2 separate regions of the Homo sapiens genome follow, and region 2 is linked to region 1. Evidence: read pairs that join two places in POLR2A ChIA-PET (ENCODE). Cell type or tissue: Panc1. All regions are shown on one strand. Region 1 overlaps MTREX (Mtr4 exosome RNA helicase). Region 2 overlaps DHX29 (DExH-box helicase 29).

Region 1 (4,000 bases):
AAAACACATGAAGCAAAAACTGATAGAAATGAAGGGAAAAATAGATAATACAACAACAATAGTTACGAGACTTCAATACTCCACTTTCAATAATAGATAGACCAACCAGACAGAATGGTCTGCAAAGAAAGAAGTCTAAGACCTGAAGTTCTAAACCAACTAGACCTAAAGGACATCTATAAAACATCCCACCTTAAAGCAGCAGAATACACATTTTTCTCAACTGCACATAGAACATTCTGCAGGACAGACCATGTCAGGCCATTAAGCAAACTTAGAACAATTCAAAACTACTGAAAGAATTCCAAGTACATTCTCGACAAAAACAAAATTAGAAATAATAAAGACAAAAATTTGGGAAATTAACAAGTATGTGAACATTAACACTCTCCTAAATAACCAATGGGTTAAAGAAGAAATCAAAAGGGAAATTAGAAAATACTTTGAGATTAATGAAAATGATAAAATATACTAAAATTTATGGAATACAGCTAAAGCGTCTGTAGAGGGAAATTTATAATTGTAAAACCTCTATAATTGTAAAAGCTCTATTTAAAAAGAAGAGGTATCTCAAGTTAATAACCTAATCTTCTACCTTAACACGTTGAAAAAAGAACAGTAAACTGAACCTGTAGCCAGAAGAAAGAAAATTAAAAAGATGGGGCATAACCTAATGAAATAGAGACAGAAAAATAGAGGGAAAAAAAATCAGTAAAACCAAAAGCTCATTGAGAAGATTAACAAAATTGACAAACTTTACCCAGAAGAAAGATTTAAACTACTAGGTCAGATATGAAAGAGACACTACTAATGACCATACAAAAATAAAAAGGATTATAAAATAATACTACGAATAACTGTATATCAATAAATTACAGACAATCTGAAGAACATGCCATACCAAGTAGAAATTGACTTAGTAATCTCTTAGTAAAGTACCCATAAAGAAGAGCACAGGCCGAAGTGGCCTCATTGCCAAGTTCTACCAAATATTTAAGAAGTTTTGAATGTGATGAAGATATTGGGAAAAAATATTTAATACCAGTTCTTCAAAACCTCTTCCAAAAAATGGAAGAAAAGGGGAACACTTCCTAACTCATTCTATGAGGCCTGCATTACCCTAATACCAAACCCAAACAAAGATGTCACCAAGAAAACAACAAACCAACATCTCCTATGAATACTGGCATGAAAAATCCTCAGTATTTCCTATGAATACGGCATAAAAAATCCTCAAAAACATACTACCAACTGAATCCCGATACATAAAGAAAATAATATATCATGACAAACTGGGATTTATCTCAGAAATCCAGTCATGTTAACATCTGAAAACCAGTTAATGTAATATATCATATCAGAATACAAAATAGAATAAAAAGCAAAAATCACATGATCACCTCAATAGGCACATAAGAAATATTTGACATAATATTTATCTTTCATGAGAAAAACACTCAACACACCAGGAACAGAAAGAAATTTTCTCTATTTCTGGGGGATATGGAAGGACAGGTGAATGACATATGTTTCTTTTTGAGATGATGAAAATGTTCTACAATTGACTGTGGTGATGGTTGCACATATCTGCAAATATACTAAATGTCACTGAGTCATACACCCTAACCGGGAAAATTGTAGAGTGTGTATCATCTCCATAGAACTGTTTAAAAAAAGAAACAGGCCGGGCGTGGTGGCTCATGTCTGTAATCCCAGCACTTTGGGAGGCCGAGGCGGGCAGATCACAAGGTCAGGAGTTCGAGACCATCCTGCCTAACACGGTGAAACCCGTCTCTACTAAAAATACAAAAAAAAAAAATTAGCTGGGCTTGGTGGCAGGCACCTACAGTCCCAGCTGCTCAGGAGGCTGAGGCAGGAGAATGGCATGAAACCGGGAGGCGGAGATTGCAGTGAGCCGAGATCGTGCCACTGTACTCCAGCCTGGGCGACAGAGCGAGACTCCGTCTCAAAAGAAAAAGAAAAAAAATAAACAAAAAATGTAAAACCTAAGGTGAAAGGAATCTACAGCACTTCAGTATAGGTAAAAATATTCTGCCTTAGCAAAATTCTCTTACAAACAAGTTATGGAATGAGTAAACTGGCAAAGGCATGCTAGCTTTTCCATCTTGGGTTACGTAAATGTCCATGAAACCACTGTATTTAGCACTCAATGTCACACTTCCAACTCCACATAAAAAGAGAATTTAATAGCTGTCAGAGAGGCTTAAATAAAGACTACTCTGTCCAGTTAACCTCATCTCCTGCAAGGAAGATCACAGCTACATGAAAACAATGCATGTGTCTCTCTGAGTGTGTGTGTGTGTGTGTGTGTGTGTGTGTGTGTGTGTCAGGGAGATTTGGGGAGTGGAAGGAAAGCACCACCACCATTTAATAGTTTTCTCATGGTTGAGGTGATACACAGAAAATATAAAGGACTGGCTTGGTGCGGTGGCTCACACCTGTAATCCCAGCACTTTGGGAGGCCGAGGCAGGTGGATCACCTGAGGTTAGGAGTTCAAGACCAGCTTGGCCAACATGGCAAAACCCCATCTCTACTAAAAATACAAAAATTAGCCGGGTGTATTCCAAAAATTAATTCCTCATGGCAGAATTTATTACTGCTTCTCTTCAGGTAATATTATTTCTTCTTAGACCGATTTCATAAGCCTTAAAAAACATTTCACTAAAAATTGATATACAATTCTAATTTAAAGATAATAGTTTACCTTAACATTTGACTTTTTTGAGAAATTCACCACTACTCCCCAGCCAAAGTCATCTCCTTCATTCTTTACCTAAAAAGAAAGAAAAGCAAGTAAGCAAGAATCAAATGTATATCTACAAGGCAATTTCAGCCTTTCACACCTACATTCTAGACTAATAAAGCTTTCTGAATTTTCTGATAAAATATCTTTGAAAGAGCACTGCTAAATTTAAGAAACAAGATATCAACCCTGCAGGAAAAAAATCAATGCCAAATTTCATTTTAGAAATTGCCCCTAGGACAGCAATAACAGGAATCTCTCAGTTGGCAAATGAATGCTGAAAATGACAGAATGTTCCAAGGATATAAATCATTTATATCTAATGAATTCATCCAGAACTTAAAATTGCCTTATTTTTCATATAGTTATATGAATAGTTATATGAACAGTTATAGTTAGCATTTCATAACTAGAAATATTTTATATGTTAATTCCAAAACTATCTACTTCAATTTATAGTCCCCAAAACAAAAACCAGTGGTGATTAAAAGGCCTTTGCATAAGCCCCTAAGTTAGTGCCATGTGAAACAGGTAAAATAATATGATTAATATAGATCAACTATTGTAGCAGGAAGCATTTTATCAGAATAAAAAATAAATTAGAATCTTTAACAAAAATATGTTTAAATATTGAATTATTCAAGTATTTTATGAAGAAACAATGACATACCTTTACCAAACGACCTGGTTGTAGAAAAGGTAAGCAGTATTTTGGTTTGTGAATATATTCTTCAATTTCTTTACCCAATTTGGCAAGCTGCTGTCTAATCTTATAATAGATAACCACACTTTCTTCATTGGGAATTACTATTTTATTATACTGTTCTTCTGAATTCTTTACCTCTGTAAATAGAACACATGTACAAAATTAAAAGGTTATACATCTTATTTAAATTATACCCAAGACATAGGATTTTTTCTATTAGGTTGGTGCAAGTGTAGTTGCGGTTTTTGTTTACCTTCCACCTTCCTGTAAGTCTCTATGTGTTCATCTATCCAAAAGCTCCCCAAACCCTGTCCTCTTGTGCCTTTTATGGAGGCTTTATTGGATAGACATGACTGACAACTGCAAAGAAATGTGGTTGGTTACAATCTATTACTAATAGACTGAGTGGGAAAACCCAGCAAGATCTGCCCATTATGATTTTTTTTTTTTTTGCACCTTTCCGTATAGCATTTCTTCCTCCAAGGTATGACTCAGGATCTCTTTTCAAATGAGTGCCTTGTGACCTAAA
Region 2 (4,000 bases), 100 kb after region 1:
TAGAAACTGCACTGTTTGGGGAGTCAGGTCTTTGTGGGGTCCTTCATACCAGCTGGCATCAGTGGGGTCCTTCAGACCAGCTTTGAGTCAGTAGTTTCACTGGCACATAGGACCTGAAGGAATTTCTCAAATGGAAAATGTAGCATTTCATAATGTTCAAGTTATCTATAGAGTAGTTAAGGGGAACGATAATCTAGGGTCTGTGTGATTCTAGGACAATAGGCAGTGAACTACTATGAAGAAGCAGGTCAGAGAACAAGCAGACCTAATGATGAATGCTGAATGTGCTGCAAGCTTGGTTTACGTTTGTTTTTCTTCCTTGATTAATTTTATAAAGTTTATAGGCATGGTTTCACTCTTATCACTAAGATATCAAAGAGAAAGAGGCTGAATGGCTGCTTTTTTATCTGGCCCATGGGCTCCTGCGGGAAGGGAGTAAGGGTAAGGTGTCACATTGTGGCTTTGTATGACCAAGACCTAGATTTAATCAGTATCATCAAGGGTCAACATGAACCAAAATGCTAATTTTTTTTTCTTATTACCATTCTTAAATTAAGCTACAGTATATTTATAGTGAGAAATTCTTACTGTTAGGTAAGTTGAAACATCTGTAGCAGTTAATAAGTTCTGTTGAACTCCAAATTATTACCAGAAAATTGCTTGGTAAATATAGATCAGGATGAACTCTAAAAACCAGACCAACTTCAGGAAGTTGTGTTCTTTCATGGTTTTGTATTAGCCATTTGTAGACACAGTTAACTGAATTGAGCTCCACTGTGATGCCATCAACCTCTTAGACACTACAGCAAGTAAAAAAAGCCTAGAAGTGAAATTCATCGTCATGTTAAGTATTTATTGTAAGAGATGTCAGGACAAAGTCCATGACATTATACAGGACCCTCTTTATGAAGACAGTCAGGATAATGCTCCTTCTGGCCTTACTATTAGGAATTGTGTGATTTTAGTTTGTAGTCAGTGTGTGAATTGAGTAGGTTTTCTTGATGGCTGCTAGTGTGCTTCCAGCCAAATTTTCTGCCCATCTATACCAAGTATACTTCATAGTATGCATTTTTATTTGCTCTATTTTATGTTCTATCCTTATTTTTTTCCTTTAAAAAAAAAATCTGGCCAGGAGCAGTGGCTTGCACCTATAATGCCAGCAATTTGGCAGGCTGAAGGGGGGAGGATCACTTGAGCCCAGGAGTTTGAGACCAGCCTGGACAATATAAGGGAGACCCCCTCTCTCCAAAAAAAAAAAACAAAAACAGCAAAACAAAACAAAACAAAACAAAAAACCCCACACATTAGCTAGGTTTAATGGCTTTTCCCTGTAGTCCTATCTACTCACCTATAGTCCCATCTGCTTGCAAGGCTGAGGTGGAGGATTGCTTGAGCCTGGGAGGTCAAGGCTGCAGTGAGCTGTGGTAGCGCCACTGCACTCCAGCCTGGTCAACAGAGCGAGAGCCTGTCTCAAAATAACAAACAAAAAATCCTTATTTGTATAAATTCCTATCTATTTTATGAAATTTTCCAGATCTATGCCATCCATTAGATTTCCTTTCTGAGCATCAGACTTAAATATCTAGCTACCGTCTAGATACCGTCTCCAGAACTCCAAACTCAGCAGTTCCACTACTCAACATCTTTCCTCCCTGTTCATCTTTTATAACTTGCCCCTTCTCATCTCTTCTCAGTCTCTGAATGATCCCCAGTCACCTGGTCAAACCACCAAAGTAAAAGTGTCTTTAAGATTTTTCCTTCTTTCTCCCACATCCCCTGAATCCAGTCATATAGTCCTTTTATTTTGCCTTTCTCAAGTACATTTACTTTTCTCCGTATTCACTGGCGTTACCCTTGGAGAGGCCACGATTATTTCTTTAACTACTACAAAAGTCTCTAATGAATTAAACTTCCTGCTTTATTTTGCTCTCCTCCACCACATTTTCCACATTGTAGCCAGGATTATCCTTTTTAAAATAAAACTCAGACCACATGATTCCTCTGCTTTAAAATGCATTAATCACTGCTCTTCCTGACTCATTGGGATAAAATCACAACTCCTTAACACAGCTGACAAGGCCTTACAGGGCAGTTTATTGAGTATCTTACCAGCTTTATTTCTGACCCATTCCCCATCCCATGCTCAAGTCATTGTTTTTGTTTCTCCGGTTTCTGAAAGTTAGTATGATCCTTCTTTCTACCATGAATTCATACACACTGTGTACCTTGACATGACGGCTTTTTTCTCCTTTTTTCATCCCGTTTCTTCCTTCTCTTTTTCTTTTCATACTCATTCCTCAGTCCTCAGCATCAGTGGCATTTGTCTTAGTAGCCTTCTTGACCATCTGGATTAGCTATGCTTCAAATATAATTTCAAACCATCCTATACAGTATCTTCTTACTGCACTGAAAACTCAAAGGAAGAGAACTCTCTTGGTTGCTTTTTAAACTCCAGCATCTAGCACAATGCTGAGTACTTATTGTTGGGCTTTGTTCTAAGGGCTTTGCATTATCTCATTTGATTGTCACAACTCTGTGAAATTTGCATTATTTGTATTCTCCTTTTATAGAAGAAATAGACCCAGAATATTTAAATGACTTTTCCTAAGTCACACTGTAAGTGGCCAAGAATTGGACCCTAGCAATTGATTTCAGAGTCTGAACACTTAACCCCTACTGCCTCCCTTCCAAACAAATGAATGATAAAACCTGTTTTGTTATCTTGATACACTTTATCCTTTTGTGCTACCTTAAATCTGTTATAAAATAGAGTAGAAATAAGTCACAGTACAGAAAGTTGGAAGACAGACTCATACAGTCCACAGATACTAAAGTTCTGACAGTATACCTCATCCGTGCTCTTCCCTAAGATGCATGTGTTGGAAGAGCATAAAACCCTTTTTTCTGACAGTGATAGAGATTCTGTCGGATTCCTGCTAGTTAATGCCTCTTTTTCTACCTAGTAGATAAACCATCTGTCTTGTAATGGTGACAGTATAGTTTTATATTAGTGGCAGAGATTTAGGAGTCACTCTTGCTTCTAAGTGAAATTTGGGATATACCTTACATCTTTTTTTTTTTTTTTTTTTTTTGAGATAGAGTCTTACTCTGTCGCCCAGGCTGGAATGCAGTGGTGTGATCTTGGCTCACTGCAAACTCTGTCTCCTCGGTTCAAGTGATTCTCCTGCCTCAGCCTCCCGGGTAGCTGGGATTACAGGTGCACACCACCATACCCGGCTAATTTTTGTATTTTTAGTAGAGACAGGGTTTCGTCATGTTGGCCAGGCTGGTCTCAAACTCCCGATGTCAGGTTATCCGCCCGCGTCGGCCTCCTAAAGTGCTAGGATTACAAGTATGAGCTACTGGCAATAAGGAACTCCTTTTTCATGCACCCCTCAAACTTAGGGTTGCACCCAGCCTTATCAGCTACATCTGATCTGATTTGCAAACCGTCTCCTAGGGTAGAGTCATGCTGTCATGGCTAATCTAGTTCACTATATGATTTTCAGTGACTTCCAATTTTAGAGAATGACTTTATTTTCAGTTCTGAAGATCTGTCTTATTTAAAACTTACAGCTTCTCCCTCCCCGCACATGTACTGACTGTACTTAGATATTGAATAACTTTTAGTAAATCTGGGTGTCTGATTGTTCAAGCCTCTTACTAGAATTTATACAATATATGATGAACTTTTTTATTCCCTTTTTAAAACTAGGTTCATGAAAGAAGTGTCCAGTCAGACTTCCTACTAATTATCTTGAAGGAAATTTTACAGAAACGTTCTGATCTACACTTGATTCTAATGAGTGCCACTGTGGACAGCGAAAAATTTTCTACATATTTCACACACTGCCCCATTCTCAGAATTTCAGGAAGAAGTTATCCTGTTGAGGTAAGTTTTCTTTATAATGTGTGTATAAGCAGAAACTGCATTCCCACCAGGTTCTTTCCCTAGAAGATGGGCACTTGTAGTCAGAGGCCAGAACTATTCCTAGGTACA

Evidence for each region. ChIA-PET counts read pairs that join two places held together with the same protein. Peaks named below come from ENCODE experiments on the same cell type or tissue, not always from the same donor. Only the 100,000 strongest peaks of a DNase experiment are listed, where the experiment ranks them.
Region 2: POLR2A ChIA-PET joins it to region 1 with 5 read pairs; 3 of 35 experiments call an interaction of 5 or more read pairs at or near these places.

The regions. Positions count from the first base shown.
Region 1 is chr5:55,377,922-55,381,921 of GRCh38, reverse strand. MTREX (Mtr4 exosome RNA helicase) reads right to left here. Exons shown (of 27, transcript NM_015360.5): 17 at 3,436-3,608; 18 at 2,727-2,795. It overlaps LOC107986415 (a long non-coding RNA gene), which reads right to left. Exons shown (of 2, transcript XR_001742668.2): 1 at 3,928-4,000; 2 at 3,714-3,831. Among named protein-coding and RNA genes, the nearest start is that of MTREX, 72 kb to the right of the region's middle. In Panc1, no CTCF peak of the experiment used is centred here; a DNase peak (open chromatin) is centred at 1,551.
Region 2 is chr5:55,276,998-55,280,997 of GRCh38, reverse strand. It overlaps DHX29 (DExH-box helicase 29), which reads left to right. Exons shown (of 27, transcript NM_019030.4): 13 at 3,716-3,892. CCNO-DT (CCNO divergent transcript) reads right to left here. Exons shown (of 5, transcript NR_185977.1): 2 at 1,349-1,465. Among named protein-coding and RNA genes, the nearest start is that of DHX29, 29 kb to the left of the region's middle. In Panc1, no CTCF peak of the experiment used is centred here; no DNase peak of the experiment used is centred here.